Regions from separate parts of the Mus musculus genome. Here all the other regions are linked to region 1. A link is a loop called in an ENCODE intact Hi-C map of the cell type or tissue named here. Cell type or tissue: left cerebral cortex. All regions are shown on one strand. Each heading gives the region's core, and the rest is flanking DNA. Links, peaks and the distances in the headings are about the cores only.

Region 1 (5,712 bases), core at 309-5,308:
ACAACTACACAGGGGATGCCCACTATGGCACTGTGCCTGGAAAATGCTGATGAAGCCCAATGCACAGGAGCCATCATCCTTGTTCTTGAGGCCAAGTGACAAAATCCTGGGTCCAGAGATGGAAAATAACTCACTCAAGTCCAGGAGAATGACTCTACATGTCCAGAGCTTTAAAGACTGTATGGAGTGGCCAATCTGTTTCTCGGTGCTTGAAGACAACCTGTGTTCATTTCAGTGTTCTCAATGAAGTGTCATTTGGAGGAGACATTTATGGTCACTTTAGGTAAAAGAGGTGCTACTCAAATTTAGAAGGTAGGGTCCATGGATGCTGTTAAAGATCCTGTGATGTATAGGGCAGCTGACCACGGAGATTCATCGTGCTCCTAATGTCAGTAGTGCCAAGGTCGACATGCCCAGGCGAGATGTTCCTAACAAATCCAGACCCTACAGTGGCAATTTTGGGAACATGTGTTCACTCTTTCTTTCTCTGTCAGAATGGTAGCAGTCTCCTCACATTGGGGCAGTGACTATTTCTCACTGTGTTCTGAAGGGAAGTCTGGCTAGGTTGGTGGCAATATTTGCTTTTTTCAATCCTGCATGATACACACACACACACACACACACACACACACAACATCACACAGTATAAGAGTGAGCTTAACGTATTGGAAGGATATGGTTTCTTGACAGGCAAAAGGATGGTGGCACTCATGTTCAGGTTACTTATCTTGGGAGTATGATTATGACTTTGGGGAACCTGAAAAGAAAGTTCTAGAATGAGCAGTTGATGCTGCCCCAGAATGGAGTCTTCAGAAGAGGTCAAAGGTAAGAATGGGCAGAAGCTGCAGGCAAGGAAATAAGACACTGGTTGGTGTACATATGTGAACAGCCAGGACTGTCCCAGGACTCTGCCCAAAAGGGCAGCTGGGAGAAAGGACTGGTCTCCATTAGAGCTGGAAGCCAAGAAGCAAGAGGTGAGTAATGGGTAGCCTTGTGAAGTGCAGTTTGGACCTACAGCTTAGGAACGGACTTGGTTGTCCTGAGGATCCTGGGACCTGCGAAGAAACACAAAGAAGTCTAGGAAAGGATGTAAAAGGAGAAGCAGAGGAAAGGTGGATAAGAGAGAGCCACTGTAGACAGACAGGAGGAAAGGAGGAAGAATGCGTGCCTGCCGGCACCAAAGTTTCCAGACCTTCATTTGTTTTATTGTAGCCTTCTGCACATATCTAGTCAAGTAGCTGCATACCCCAACCTGGCTGGCATAGGGAATGGTGCCTGTTAGGTCCCCTTAAAGACAGGACATGGGAGGAAGTGCAGGATAAGAGCAAAGTCATGAGTTTAAGACCTACTGGAGCACATGGATGAGGGTCCCTGGGTCTCAGAAACATGAGTCCATGGGTAGACTGTAAGTGCACCCCATCAGACATCCCCTCTGTGTTCAGGATTACTGCTGTTTCCCTGATCCAGCAGGCAGAGTCACAAACCTCCCCTGGAAAGAGGCTGCAGAAAGTCTGTCAGTCCCAGAGAAGACTGGGAGCCTGTGCATCAGTTGGGGGGTTGGGGGGGGCTGGGGAAAAGGGAAGGTGGCTCTCGTTCCTGCGTGGCATTTGCTATTTCGGACTTACTGAAAGTCTGCTTCTCATGGATCTCTGCTCTGATGAGAGTGACAAGACTTCTCACAGCGATCTCTTTACTTAACCCCTTTTGCTGGGCCATCTGTTCACTACTCTGATGTATGCTTCTCCTCGGAGGAGCCATCAAATTATTCAGGCTCCTTCCCTGGTGCAGACGCTGCTCTCCTCCCAGCTGCCCCTACCCCACACAGCCGAAGCCAAACCACTTTCCCACATCCTGAGTGACACAGATACTGTGTGCGCGCGGGGGGAGGGGGGTGCCCGTGGGCGAGCAATCATGGTCCTTGAAAAAAAAACACTGGGGGTTCGGTTCGGTGCTCATCCTCACTGTGGAGTCCAGCTTATGCTTCAACTCCAACGCCTCCCCCAGACTGGCTTTCAAAAATACCCACTTCTGAGAGCTCTATGGTCCTTTCTGTGCACTCCCATCAGTGAGGACCTGCGACAATCACTTGCTCTCTCACAGAACACCCTGGGTCTTCTGGAACCTGGGGTGGGGGGCGTGGTGGCACCGAAAACTTTCTCCTTATTCATTTTCAAGTTCTTACAAATTTTGAAGCCTTCTTGGGCTTTTATATGCCCCTCCCTCCCCTCTGCGCCTCATGTCTCTCTCCTTGATGTGGTCAGTTCTCTGCAGCGGGGCCCAGGGCAGCAGCGCTGTTGCTGACAAAAGACTTTCCATATGCTCAGTCCAATATGGTAGTTGTCAGCCACTGCACCTACTGAGTTCTTGAAACCCGGCTTGTACTCTGGTGCTTGTATTTATATTTATGTTGAAGCCAGTCGTGGTAGACTTAAACTTAGCTTCAAAGCAGCGCCGGCCACTGAGACACCTGGGAGGGAATAAGCTAGAGGGGCGAGGTCTGCGGAAGGAGCCGAGCCCTGGGTGGGAGTTACAGATAGGCAGAGTGAAAGCTCAGAGATGCACTGATCCAGGCCCAGGCCTCTGGAAAGCCCCAGTCTCTCCTCATGGCCCAACCTCCCTGGCTCTGCTACCTGCATCTCAGGCAGAGGAAACTGCTTGGTGCTTAGCTGGTCCTTAACACCCTCCAGGGCAGGCATCAGGCTGTGAGAAGTTTTGAATAATGAATGCAGTCAAGAGGGGTGCTGGCTTTTTCCATTCACTAGCTGGAGCGCCTTCCCCAGTGGGTGGGTGAGGCACACAGTCATCACCCACCCCTAGAGCAATCTTCCCAGGGTGAGAACAGGCCCCCACCCCCGCCTTTCTTCCTTTGCCCACAGGAGGCTGAGAGCTGGCAGGAGGGGGGTGGGGTAGGGAGGCTGCAGAGCCCTGCCTTAGAATTCCAAGCAAGGAGCCACAGCTAAGGTTCTCTTCTCTTGTTTTCTAGCCACTGTTTATTGAGCTCATCTTCCAGGTACTGTGCTAAGTCACATAAGCGTATATTCTCCACTGGTCCTAGGAGGTGAAATCAGCCCTGGTTTCTGAGCCCAAGGCTCAGAAAAGCTAAGTGACTTGTTCCAAGCCAGCAGCTGATCTGTTTTGATCTCAATGTCCAAACTTTTATCAAAAGCACTGCCTTCTCCTTCTGGGTTAGCAGGCCAGATGGGTACCTTTTGGAATGCCTTTGGAGGAAGAAAAGGAGTATGGACCAGCAGGATTGTCAGCTTCTGCTAGTGCCCAGGAAACTGTCACTGAGTAGACATTCCTTAGCCAGTGACTCAAAACCGAAGGATGCTTAATCAAAGTTTAGTCTGACATATGGAGAACTGGCAGGAGATTAATTTAATATCACCTCATGTTGAAACCCTCACCCCCCTCCCGCCTCGTTCCTCCTCTCTTGGTCTCTTTCCAATCTGTTTTCATTGGCATCTTCAACTAGGAGCAGACAGAACCAAGAGAAGCACCAAGAAAGGCATTGCCTGACGCCAGCTGTGATCTCTGGGCAAAGGCCGGGCTCTCTGAGACCAGAGGAATGCAGGCAACTTCCCAGAAGCACCTGGGTACAGGGCTGGGAGCTGGTCTAGAATGAGGGTGGCGAGGGTGGTCTCAGTTGTTGGCCTGTAGTGGCGACATGTGACTGCTTCCTGGGACCTTGAGTACTTCTTTAGTAAGATTCTACATAAGCCTCCAGCATCCTCATCTCTCCACTGCAACTGGTTGTGACCATCAACCGCTGGTCCTTGCTTACTGTCTGCTCCCTCCCCCTCCTCGGCTATCTTCTTGCTCTCTCCTATGCTCTCTCAGACACAGGTTCTGGCTTGGATCTCACTGTTGTTGTTAGTTATGTGATTTCTTATTCCTACTGGGAGATTTCTTGTCCCTTTTGGAGTTTGCCTTCTGTCTGTAGGTGGAAAAAGGAAGATCCCGGAGCTAAGGAGCAGGCAACAGCCAGGCCTGACAAAAGGCCCTAAGGAGTCCTAGGGAAAGGTGGTAGCTTGGCCTCTGCTCTTCTTTTTGTGGCCGGTAGGTGGTGCTAGATGCTAGCCCAGGCCCAGCTGGGGCCTTGGAGGAGCTAACTGCTGTTCTGTCTTACAGGAAAGACTCTGCCAGACATGAAGAAGCTCTGACAGTAGGGACTCCGTAGCTGATTCAGGACACTGGAGGTGCTACGAGCATGCTGCTGTTTCTTGTCTCCAAGCTTTGCAGCTCTTAGAGTCTGGTCCCCCTTAAGGAACTGGAAATCAGGTGCAGAGTAGAACAACTGGGTAGCAGACGTTTGCCTGTAACCTTCCAAGGAGGAGTAAAGATTCTTTCCCTTGCAAGCTCAGAACAAACTTGACCTCACCCCATTTGGGGCAGCTAGGGAGGATAGACATACAGACAACTGTTTCTGGAGCTGCCCTCAGCAGCAGAGTGAATGGGGTCTTATTCTGTTATCAGGTTCTGAACCGTGTGTGCCTACTGAAGGTCTGGCGCACAGTGTGTGCTTCACTAAATGAACGAATGATGGAGGAGTTCAGATTTTCCTCCTGGATTTACCCTCTGGATATATTTAGGAATGCAGCCAGTTCCTCTGCAGAGAGATTTCAGGAGTGGCCTAATAGGAAGGGTGGACCTTGGAGGCCCACGTAGCTGTAGCTGTGACCTTCACATTTGTCTGGTGAGGAGATTTCTTTTTCTTCACTGCGTGAGCATCTACTGAATGTCCAGCAAGTATTTGGTACATCTTTCTAAACTCCAAAATCTCCTGTCTACAAATATGCCCCCATCAGACCAAAATAAATAAATAAATAAAGGTCTGGTGTCTTTACACCAGATATTGGGGATATTGGCTTAGCTCCCTAGGCATGCAGAGCTTGGGGAAAAAGGGTGGACTTTTGGAGTTGGCCAGTCAGAAAACGGAAAGATGGGTCTGTCTGGTAGGCCCTGGGGTATTGGGTCTCGGTGCACATAGCCAGTGTAGACAGAAGGGAACGTTATCTAAGTAGGCACATGAGCAAGCATTGAAATGGCTTTGCTGGTTGTTTTTTTTTTTTTTTTTTCTGGGCTGAGACTCAAACTCGGCCAAGTGCTTGGTTTTACTGAGGGCTTGATGGAGGCAGGTCAGTCAGAATTGTGGCTAAGACAAGTGCTTGGTTTTACTGATGACTTGAAGGAGGCAGGTCACTCAGAACTGTGGCTAAGGGAAATGGGAAAGGGGCAGATACTTCGTGTGATCCTTAAACACCCAGTGTCAAAGTGAATGAGTGAGGCGTGGGGTAGCTGGGGGTAAAAGCAACGGCCTGTCAGAAAACTGACTGTAGGAGGCAGGGGAGGCTTCATAGCTGCCCATGCAGGGGACCCCCTGTGCTTTAACCACCACAAAGAGAAATGAGTGAAGGAAGAGCTCAGAGTGAGAGCTGAGCTCTGGGCAGCTCTGGTCACCCACTCTTAGGATGTTCTAGGGAACTCCTTCGGGATTTATTTAATAACAGCTCGTATTGAAGCCTTTGCCTTGCTCCTTCTCTGTCTGCTTGCTTCCAGTCTTTATTGCTATCTCCCACCTCCAGAGCCATCTATTAAATGGCACGATGTGCTGGAAACAAACTCCAAGCAGGACTGGGAGATTCACAATCAGCTCACTAGAGAAGCCATTGAAGAAACCGAGCCCATCACCCTGGAGAAAACAAGACCTGG
Region 2 (5,712 bases), core at 240-5,239, 120 kb before region 1:
GGAAGACTACTGCACTACAAAGTTAGATCCTGTACTTCAGAGACTGGGGCGGGGGGAGGATTGTGAGTTGAAGGACAGCCAGGATACTTAATGAGACCCTTTGTGAGAGAAAGATGAGAGTAGGAGGGATGGAGGGAGGGAAGGGAGCAGAGATAGAGCAAAATATAGACACATAGATGATAGATAAACAGATAGATGATAGATAGATGATAGGTAGGTAGGTAGATAGATAGACAGACAGGCAGGCAGACAGACAGACAGACAGACAGACAGACAGATAGATAGTAGAATATTGTAGTTCATTGGATTTTCCCTTGAAAGAAACTTCCAAAGCTCTTCACACACTTAGTAAACTCTGAGTTCTTAATGGAGTGTGCTCCAGCTGCCATGAAGCTCAGGGAAGGACGATGAGGCTCTCAGTCTGAGGAAGGTGTCTGGTAGCCTTCCCATGTATTTGAAACCTCCTTCATTCATGTGGTCAGTTTTGTCAGTGAGATCCTGTCCTCTCTGCCTTCCTTTCTTCTTCCACTAGCCCATGGGAGTGAGCTCCACAGAGCTAAAGAAGCTTGAGCTAATTTCTCTTAGTGTACTTTATTTACAGGCAGGTATGCTATGGATGATGGGAAACATGATTTTCCCCTATGTCTGTCTGCTGGTCAGAGAACACAGGGCCCTATCCCATGAATGGGGACTCTCTCAGGATATTTAGTATAGAGAGAGGGAATTGGGATTGGATGTGTATTTGGAGGAGGGTGTAAAGAAAGGTGGAGGGATAGTAGTTGGCTCCTTAGAACAGTCATGGGATGGGGACTCAGGAGTGATCTAATTGAGTTTACAGCCTCTTTCTTCTTGCCACCTCACCCAGAATATGTAGTTCTGATTAAAATCAGGAAGTGTGAGAGACAGCACTCTCTGCGGAGGACCTCCACGCTCCCTTGCTAGCAGAAATAAGCACAGTTAAGCCTGCTTTCAGAAATTGGGGCTGCCTCGAGGCATATACTCAAACTCCTTGACCTACATTTTCTTTATAAATGAGTGCGTGTGAGTGTGTGTGTGTGTACTTAGATACGGCAAGGTTAAGGATATGCCTTCAAACAACACCCATTCACTAAGCACCTGCTACACTCTGCCCTACTAGGAACGGAAAAGCTCAGAAAGAGGCTATTGAATGTATTACATTGCAGTGTGGTGAGAAATACAGAGTTAGAACAATTAGGTATGCAAATGGGAGCTCCAGATGGGACCCAGCCTTGTCTAGACGGTCAAGGAAGAAATGATGAAGGGGCTATGGTATGGGGAGTGGGGAATTGTACTGCTTACATTCATTAGTGGAGTAATTTGATGGTGGCACTGGAACCCAGGACCTGGTGTGTGCTAAGCATGGTCTCTATAACTCATGATGTCTCTCAACACCCCACAGAATGTTTCTACATCAGATATTTATCTGTATATGGGTGCAGGATATACATATGTGCAGGTGCACACACGGTAGGAGCCTAGAAAACTGAGCAAATGGGTTAGTTCATGGTGAAAAGTTTTTCATAGTGCCAAGTTTATAACCCATTAAACCCCCGATGATCTTTACTGCCGATGAATTAGATGTCAATTTTTAGAACATTAATTTTTACATTTCCCTGCCCTGGAAGCAGCCTAAGTATAGCTTCCTTCACATGATAGGGTCTTCACTGTGACTCCCAGGGTCACACGGGGCTTGGAGAGAGTTCTTCCTGAGGTTGGATCTGGAGAATATAGTAACTGTATCCCACAGAGATGGCTTCGGTCCGTTTTGCTTTTTGAGTTCTTAAGTCTGCTTTTTATAGTTTGCTGTCTCTTTCTGTGCTCTCAGGCTGTCAACTGTCACTTCCTGCAGCTGTCAGCCTGGCTTTCTCTTTCTTGAGACTCACCACTATCGGCATCTTCCCCGCCCCCAGTGCGCACACACACACACACACACACACACACACACACACACACACAGAGGGAGATTCCATTCTGATTCAGGATTACTTAGAGTCAGTGGGCTTGACTCATCCAATCTGTAAAGCAGCCACCCCCTAACCTGAGAGCAGCCCCTGATCTGGTGACATCAGCTTCACCTGGGAACTCCTTAGAGATGCCCATTCCTCCGGTCCTGTTCCAGACTTGCCTAATCAGAATCACTGGAGTGGGGTGGGAAGGGTAGAACAAGCAATCTGTATTTACCAAGCTGTCTGGTGATTTAGGTGTCTCTCAGTTGGAGAAATAGCCCATAGGAAAGGGAAATAAGGTCCGAGGGAAGGCTTACGGCGCTGCACGTGGTTCAGAGAATCAGTCTATGTTCTGTGTCCAATCTAGAGACTTCTGTGTCTTTCTGGGTTCTGGGCTGTGTTCAGTGCTATTGGACAGTTTCAGGATAGCTGAATTGTAGGAAGGTGTGATGTTGTGCATGTGTGTCAGCCTAGTACATACAGAGAATGAGTAAAGGATAGAGAGAGAAAAGCCAGGCTCTGCAGAGAGGCTTGTCTTAGCTCCTAGAATCTTCCGTGTGTGGCTTAGCCTCAGAATCCTGGTTGCAATCCACCAGCTCAGAGTCCTACCAGTCTTCAGGTAGAAGGAGGAGCTCCTGGGTTTCGCCTGTGAATAGTGTGCCTAAGGCTCAGACCAAGTGTCAGGAACACTCTGAGAGTTACCAGCTGGTGGAGACTCTGCCAGAGACTCTCCACGCGGAATTTTTCAGGCGGACAGCTGGGATATGTGTGGGAGCCTCAGAGATGCATGGATTTGGGTTTGTAAACACAGGCCTGTTAAATTTAGGGCGGGCCTCGGGCCTAGGAGAGCTCCGTAGCATCATTTGGCAACTGTTGCCCATATTGAGTGGTTTAAAAACCCTGCTTATTCCTTATATAGTAGGAGGCCTGTTTTAGCACAGCTTGTCATCAGAGGGGAGGGTCTTGGCACAGGAGTTGAACACCCACTGTGTGCCAGGTGCTCTGCATAAACCATGCCGTTTTGACTGCTGCGTATTCAGGGGCTGAGGCTTATCAGCTCTGCTTACTGAGAGCAAAGGTCTAGACCTAAGAAATCTCAGTCATGGTGTTGGATGTGCCTCAAGGATGGATGCAAGAGGACCACCTCCTGTGTAGTGGAGAAGGGCAACCGGCAGATGGCATGTAGTGGTAAGGATCCTCTGTCCATAGTGAGAACCCGATACCATCCATAGAAGCCGGGCCAAAGAACTGGCCAAACTGCCTAGTTTCCTTGTGTTACTGCTTGTCAGAAAAAGACATCTGGAGTATGATCCCACAGGATGCTCTTCAAATTCAAGGCTTTGCTGGACAAATCACTTTGGGAATTGTCATAAAGCTTTATTCTCCCCTTGGAGATTGTGAGTTACTTGTGGTAAGCAGGGTTAACCAGCCAAGCAGACAGAGATGATCACTATAAAGAGATGCTGGGAACTGGCTTTGTGGTGGTGCGGGCTGGCAGGGAAAGGTTGACGTCCCAAGGGCAGGCTGCACCTCTCTGCCTGCATCAAGGGCGATGCTGTCTGTGAGTGGGACCCTTCCACCCACCTTTGTGGGGAGACTTCCACTCTACTGTTAGGGCCTTTGGAGCCACTGAGTCCAGTCAACCCAGGTATCCTTTACTCAAAACTAGCTTATTGTAGAATTAACTACACCTATCAAATTTTCCTGGAAACACCTAGGGAAGCATTTGACATTGGCATCTAAGATTGATCACTACAATTATGGTTTAGACCTTAGATATACCCCGAAGGCTTGTTGAAGGCTTTGTGGCAGTGTTTGGAGCTAGTAGAGTCTTTAGTGTGGAGCTCTGTAGAAAGGCATCAGGTTCATAGGGTTCTGCCCATGAAAGTGTGATTGGTATCTCAGTCCCTTTCTTTTCATCTCTGCTTACTGGCTGCCACCGGTGAGCAGCCTCCTCTGCCCTGATGATTTCTGTGCCACAGGCCTGAAGCAAGTGAACTGAGCCACTGTGGACTGAAACCTCAGAATGCATGCATGCATTGAAACACTCTTGTACATTGAGTGCCTCAGGTATTTAGACACAGTGAGACAGAGATGACTGGCCAGTAGAATACCAGATGTAGCACAGAAGTCTTCTCCAAAAAGACATCTTGATTTTGGTGAATCTCTTCCCTCCTAAAGTTGCCCTGCCTGCTCTCCCATTTTACAAACCCGTAACAGAACAGCCATGTGTGCCAGAGTTCCACACAGCGCTTAGGAGATTGCTGGCCTGAGCTTCCTGGCCCTACCTCAACCCGAGACCCTGGAAGAGCTCAGACGCTAAACAATTCAGTCTTTGGTGATTCAGGGACATAGTTTGCCAACCTCAATCCCATTGGTATCTTAGCCAGCTAATTCTGTGTCATAGGGCTCACCCTGTGTACTGTGGGATATTTAGCAGGATTCCTGGTCTTGGTCTGATGGATGACAGCAGTACTCCTTCCTCCCCAGCTATGACAATCCATAATGTCAAACATCTTCCGACAAGTGAAATGTTCCCTGCTGAAAAGCACTAGTGCAGAGGAAGACATTGTGGAATAGCATAGAGGTCCAGGGAGCCCGGCAACCTGAGTTTGAACTGTACCTCTCACATTTAACTGTGTCCTACCGTGTTCTGGACAACTTGGAGCAGTCCAGCCTGGGTTGACTAGCTCTGTGCGGGGAATGACTTTACTTTCATGAGGCCCCATTTTCCACCTCTCCAAAATGATGATCATGATAGGATTTATCAAGTTATTGAGGGATTCATTGGAGTAGAGTATTTAGGCTGCCTGGCTCTCAACAATTATTCTGCATGTGTTTGTCCTTTAGCCTTCTGACAAGGAGGCCCAGTCTCTTGTCTGAATTCTCCTGGGCATCCTGGGATAATGGAATTGCAAGACCATCATCTGGTCTATATTCTAAGTAAGAAGACAAATTCATCTTGGGGTTTGAGGCTCCAGGGCTTCAGACTGGTAACAGTCCCCCACTCGGAGTGCAGATGCCCATGACCCCAAGTTTACAGAGGAACTTCAAGAATGTCCAGAGCTCAGCAGCCTCAGACTCCCTTCCAGGCCACTCCACAGGTTGCTCCATGGCTCCTTCCCACAGGCCACAGATTTATGAATGGTGCACACTGTGTCCTTGCCAGGAGGTTTATTAATGGGCTTTCATACAGCACTTTAGGTTGGTGAGCTCTCCTTGCTCCTTCGGTTCCTGGCCGGATGCAGGGAGATACATCACATCAGCAAAATCTTCCTCTTGATTTGCCAGAGGGGGTGATTAAGACACCATCTATTGGGGATAGACTCTCAGCCCACTCTCCTCCTCCTTTGGCCATCTCTTGGCCACTAACAAATTCCATGGAGGCAGCATATAGCCCATAGCCATCCTCTGCAGGTAAGACGGCCACCTTATTGCCAGTCATGGGGATGCAGAGCATACTAACTTCAGGTCAGAAGTTTTGGGTTCTGGGCATCTACCTACTAGGCAGATAACTCGGGAGAGTTGCTGGGCCTCTCAGAGTTTCAGTTTCTTCATCTGGAGTCACAGCCATCTCCTAGCATGGGTGGGAATATTTCCTGAGTGTTTTAGTTGTGCAAAACCTTGTCCAGGATTAGTGTATCCTCTTTATGGAGGAAGCATGCACAGCAAGGGTGGGGTTTGAGTTACTCAGACACCTCAGAGTGTAGCAGCTTTGGAGGGGCTCTGAACCATTCTTCAAAAG
Region 3 (5,712 bases), core at 240-5,239, 94 kb before region 1:
TACAGTGTGTATTGTCTCTTCCAGTAGCTTTAAAGGAGCAATAGCAAGGGCTGGCGATTCAACTCAATGCCATCTACTCTGTTCTGTCACTACCAGGGAAACTGAGGCAGAGCATAGGGCCTTCTCTGCTGGGTGATGGTATCTCACAATTCTTGGAAGCTTCAGTCCAATGAGAATGATCATGAATTCATTTGTATGGGACTTCCTTGAAGGTGAAAGCAGCTGTATATTGTGTGTAGCTGTATACCCATACTCTGAACTTTGGCATTTGGGATTTTAGACTTTATTTTTAATTATGTGTGTATGTATGTTTACATGCACACTTGCATGTGTGCACTCAGTCAGGTGCTTATGGAGGCCAGAAAACAGGTTTGATTTTTCTGGAATTGGAGTTTACAGGTGTTGTGATCTGCTTTTCATGGATGCTGGGAACTATAGGGAGTACTGTAGGCATAAACTTTTTTCAACTTACTTTAATAAGGTTTCAACCTCTTCCTCTACCCCACCACCTACCTGAGGTAGTGGAAGAGAAAAGTTATTAGGGTATGGGGGGAAGTAGATCTGTTTAGAAATAGTTCTTTGAGGTTGAGTCTAATCTTCATTGTTAGGATATCATAGTTCAGTCCAGTAGCAAACACCACATATGAACCAGCAGCTGCAGTCCAGTCTACTTGGCAGTCACCACATACAAACCAGTAAGGGCAGTTCAATCCAGAAGAAAGCACAAGGCTTGCCAACTGGCCTGAGGCTGTGGAAGTGGCAAGAAGACACAAGAAGCAGCAGGAACCTCATGAGAAGTTCTTTGGGGGAGTTTTTCTTTTTTCTTTTCTTTTTCTTTTTTTATTATTGGGTATTTATTTCATTTACATTTCCAATGCTATCCCAAAAGTCCCCCCACCCTCCCACACCCACTCTCCCACCCACCCACTCTGCGGGAGTTTTTCTTTATGAAGTTGGCAGAAGCTGAGCTCAGGAACACAATGTAAGGCAAACCAATACATGCATGCTGTCAGTGAAGAGTAGCTAGGTAGAGCTCGAGTTCCTATTGTCTGTGGGGTCATATTTATATTCCTTCTAGACATTATACATCCCTTTTCATATCTACTTTAGCAAGACATCCTTTTAGCTGTGTGCCCCAGCAAAGATATCATTTGACATAACTGACTTTCCAAAGAAACCAGAAGTTTACACTTCAAGGTACAGAGGTCTTTGTACTTACTTGGGGAACCACAATGTTAGAAACACAGGGTTTTCTCTTCAAAGGGAGAGAGGCATAATCTGTATTCTACCCAGAAGACTGGGAGCAGATGTGGTTAATAGCCTGGTAACCTTTGTGCTATTTCTGTGGCCACAATGAATCTTCCCCCAGTTCCTGAGCTCATTTCTCAGTTAATGTATAGAACCAATCTTTATGAAAGTTGTCACATGTACTTTACAAAGTAGTAGTCTTATGTAGGAGTAGTCTTTGATGTAGCCTTGTCTTAAGCTTTGTTTTCTGCATAGGATTGAGTTAACTATCATCAGGAAACTTTATTCCAAATTATGCTGTGCTAAAATAAACTACTCAGGGTCAGAATCAACACCAGCGACTGAGTCATTTTGAAATGGACTGCCTTCTTGCCTCCTGCAGACTGTTATTCTGTTGGTCATGATGTTTGAGGAGACTCCTGCAGGGAACCACATTCATGTTCTCCGCAAAAGCAGTGTGTGTGCTTACCTTCCCTCTAGTAGACACCACATTTGAGATCTTAAACTTCTTTTGAAAGCAATTCCAATCAAGGGAAGGCCCCATGTCCTTAACCTTCTCTGTGGCTAGAGATGGCCCTCTGGCAATAGGATCTCAGATATTTGGTGCTCACCTCTAAGTGCACACTCCTCTGTCATTCCATGGAGAGTCTAGCCTAAAAGCTAAAAACAACATCCTCTCCATCACTCTGTGCTTTGCAGCTGAGAAGGCTCGAGTATCTTGTCTGCTTTGTCCAAGGTCCCTTCAAATGGTAAGTGGCTAGATTCATACACAGGTCTCTTGTTCCAAGCCAATGGCTCCTTTCACTTCACAACCCCATTAATGGAGCTGTTTCCATTTCTTTGATGCTGGAAGAGAATCTTGGACATTCGAGTTGCAGAAGCAAAAGTGATGCCAGGGAAGTGATTTAGCCCAACTCTCTCATTTTGCAGAGGAAGGAACTCAATTCCCAAGTAAGAGTGGCTTAGTAGCTCATGACCTGTCTCTACCCTACAACTTCCTTTTTTTCCTTGAGACAAGGTTTTACTATGTAGCCCTGGCTGTCCTGGAATTTACAGTATAGACAAAGCTAGCCTTGAACTCACAGAGATCTGCCTGCCTCTGCCTCCCCTGTACTAGAACTGAAGATGTGCCTACCACACCTAGCTTATTTTACTTTAATTATATTCACATGAGTGTAGGTGCCCACACAGGCCAGAAGAGGTTGTTGAACCAATTGGAGCTTATAGGCAGTTTATGAGCCTTACAATGTGTATGCTGGGAACTGAACAATGGCTCTGTGAAAAGAGCACATGGAGTACATGTAATTATCTGCTGAGCCATCGCCCTAGTTCCACACAAGCTCTTTCAAGTTCTACTTCCTCCCCCCAAGTAGTTCAAGCCATGACAATATTTTCCTTATTTCTGTCCAGTTGGTTGCTGTCTGTGGACATCTCATCCTTGTTTCATAGCATCACCACCTAGACACTTCTCTGATCATCTTGTCTCTTGCAGGCTAGGTTTTGTGTTTTCTACTCATGTGATATACTGGACCTTATTGCCTTTAGGATATTACCATGTACATTGCTAATAGCTGGTTGACTCATTCCAGAGCTTCCCACCTATAAGGAGAGAAATAGAGTTTGTTTTAGTTTTTGTTCCCTAGTACTAGGTATCAGGAGATGTTTGTGGATAGAAAGAAGAGAAGAGGAGAGAGAAAGAAGAGCTTCCCAGCATGGCTCTCCACCACTGTGGCAGCTCTCTTGCAGATGTTGCCAGTGGTGGAGAGTCCTGGGGGCTTCTGTTCAGTTGGGGTCTTCAGAGCACAGAGAGATCTTCTGGTTGCTTTTCTGGGGCCAGCCCCGTGTCTTCTGAGCTCTTCTTATTCTTCCTAGCAGTCCCCGGAAGAGGGAAAGGAGCAGGATTGAGGGGGAGAGAAACAGATTGAGGGGGAGAGAAGAGAGGAGGCTGTGCTGCTCCAAAGCAGGGGAAGAGCACTTAAAAAATGTCACTTAGAATCCCTGAAAGAATAAGCTGTAAAAACAACCACCCATTCTCTGCTGGATGACGCAAGTCAAAGAGAAACGCAATGCAATTAGTCACTGGTTCCAAGTAGGAGGCGGGTGGTGGGGGAGGGAGACAGAACTGGAGAATGGTGAAGGGCTGGGGGACTTGGAGGGGCCTCCCCCACAAGCTCTGCATTCTTACCTCTTAACACCCCCATCACTCCAGGGAAATGCCATTTCATTTTTTTCATCCCCCATTTACTGGTCAGAGCCTCTTTCCTGAGAAGTGGCATCTCCCATCTTTGCCAGCATAGTAAGGTTCGTAAGTCTAGAGCCAGGGAGAACAGCCTTAAGTACCTGGAAACTCTGACTAAGGCAAGGAGGAGGCTGGGAGAATAGGGAGAGCATGAGAGTCTAAAGTGGGAAACTCTTGACCCTGGGGTCTCTGTTGCTTCCATTTCCAGCCCCCAACTTCTTGCCCACTTTGGTATAAAAGGGAATGTACCAGACTCTGGTTTCATGGTCCTCACAGCTTAGGTGGAAGATGGTAAATCAAGAAGCAAATTTATTAGACATATAAGTTCCTGGGCTCTGCCCAGACCTCCCAGATTAAAGCCTTATTTTAGGGCCTAAGGGGTCAGGCTTTTGATAAGACTTCCATACTATTTCATTTTGTGTGGAAGTTTGAGACCCAAGTCTGAAGCACTCAGATCCCAGCTGTGTCTGTAGGAAGGTCCTTCCTTTGATTATTTTTGGAAAAATTCTGAGATGTTCCTCATCAGCAGTAGATGTGACTGGAGGAGAGGAAACAATTCATAATTTCCATGACCTCTCCTGGTTAAAAGAACCCGTGGCCAAAAATCAGCAATTGCTTCTTCAGCTTTGATTTTCCAGTTGTGATGTTTAAGAGGGTCTCTTTCTAGTTGGCCACATATATCAGAGTCATGAAAGGTCCACAAGTTGTGACAAATTGGAACAGCATTTGCCTGGACATCTCTTTCAGATGAGCCTTCCCCTCTGTGCTAATCAATGGGCATCTTAACCATTTTTCCTGAGTGCAGAGACCAGCAGACTGGACAGGAGCAACAACTGGAAATTCCACAGCTATCTGCTTTCCACTCTGCATCTGTCATAGCAATCACCAGGACAGCCACCCTTGGGTCATCGTGGTCTGTCACAGCAGCATTCCTGCTTGCACCTCTCACCTTGGGGTGCATTTCCCAACAGTTCAGGCAGCATGGATCCCTTTGTTCTTAAGGAGTTGCTTATGGGTCTGGAAAGAGGGACACTAGAAAGTCACAGGTACCACAGAACCAAAACCCTCCATCTAGATGCCACCAGGTTGATTGCTGAAGGTGAAATACTTCTCATTTGGGCCAGAGTCTTAGGCCACCATGAGTAAGGACAGAGTAGTGGAACCCTGCTTCATGGCTTACGGGATGCTGTGATCTAGGTATTGGAGATACAGATGTGGAGGCTGGAAATGTCACCAGATGTTTTCTTCACATTACAGAAAGGCTATTATCGTGTTACATCTCACTCTGTTGCCTTAGACCTTTCACATCCACAGCAGAGTAGGTCACAGTGCATGATGATGGATAAAATATACTTGGTTTTATGGAAATGATCTCTGTGTCCCATGTAAAAGATGTGATGAAGTCCCTTCAGCTCTAAGAGTCAACAGTTTCCACACATGCAAAGTGGCTAGTGGTATCAACTTCATGGGTCAGCTGTGGGAGTCAGTTAGATGATGATGATGATGGTGGTGGTGGTGGTGGTGGTGGTGGTGGTGGTGGTGATGGTGGTGTGTGTGTGTGTGTGTGTGTGTGTGTGTGTGAGTGTGTGTATGTGTGTGTTTGTGTTTGTGATCACTGAGGCATGGCACATGATATCTCCCATCAAAGGACAGCATAGTACAGTGGGAAAAAAACCCCTCTGGATCTCAGGGTGAGACAGTCACAGGTACTGTTTTAGTCAGGCTTCTCCAGATGAACAGAATTTACAGAATAAATGTATATATGTATCATCTATCTAAATCTATCTATCTATCTATCTATCTATCTATCTATCTATCTATCTATCTATCTATCTATCTATCTATCTATCATCTAGCTATATATTATCTATCATCTATCTATCTGTCTGTCTATCTATCTATTTGCCTGCCTGTCTATCTACCAATCATCTGTCATCTATAGAAAGGAGATTTATTAGAATGGCTTACAGGCTGTGGCCCAGTTAGTCCAACAATGGCTGTCAACCAACAGATGGTCCTAGAATCAGTATCTGTTCAGTTATTCCATGAAGTTGGCTGTCTCAGCTCCTCTTTAGTATACATCAGAATTCCAAAGAAGTAGGCTCAAGCAAGCAGGTAAAGAGCAGAAGCTTCCTTCTTCCATGGCCTTTATATAGGCTGCCAGCAGAAGGCTTGGCCCAGATTTAAGATGTGTCTTCCTGCTTCAAATATCCAGATTAAAAGTG

What was found. A loop is a pair of places that touch in the nucleus more often than their neighbours do. Peaks named below come from ENCODE experiments on the same cell type or tissue, not always from the same donor. Only the 100,000 strongest peaks of a DNase experiment are listed, where the experiment ranks them.
Region 2: a loop joins it to region 1, with 7 times the contacts of the local background. A loop is called at or near these places in 2 of 42 quality-filtered maps.
Region 3: a loop joins it to region 1, with 14 times the contacts of the local background. A loop is called at or near these places in 4 of 42 quality-filtered maps.

Annotation. Positions count from the first base shown.
Region 1 is chr7:78,594,460-78,600,171 of GRCm38, reverse strand. E430016F16Rik (RIKEN cDNA E430016F16 gene) reads left to right here. Exons shown (of 11, transcript NR_015542.2): 9 at 5,586-5,712. Among named protein-coding and RNA genes, the nearest start is that of Ntrk3, 19 kb to the right of the region's middle. In left cerebral cortex, for the core only: a CTCF peak has its summit at 4,064 (motif pointing right); DNase peaks (open chromatin) are centred at 2,807, 3,205, 3,419, 4,072 and 3 more places; H3K27ac peaks cover 2,543 bases.
Region 2 is chr7:78,715,523-78,721,234 of GRCm38, reverse strand. E430016F16Rik (RIKEN cDNA E430016F16 gene) reads left to right here and starts at 3,015. Exons shown (of 11, transcript NR_015542.2): 1 at 3,015-3,155. In left cerebral cortex, for the core only: a CTCF peak has its summit at 3,123; DNase peaks (open chromatin) are centred at 1,888, 2,804 and 3,448; H3K27ac peaks cover 1,474 bases.
Region 3 is chr7:78,688,780-78,694,491 of GRCm38, reverse strand. The region is part of intron 5 of E430016F16Rik (RIKEN cDNA E430016F16 gene); the gene reads left to right. Among named protein-coding and RNA genes, the nearest start is that of E430016F16Rik, 27 kb to the left of the region's middle. In left cerebral cortex, for the core only: no CTCF peak of the experiment used is centred there; a DNase peak (open chromatin) is centred at 3,294; H3K27ac peaks cover 839 bases.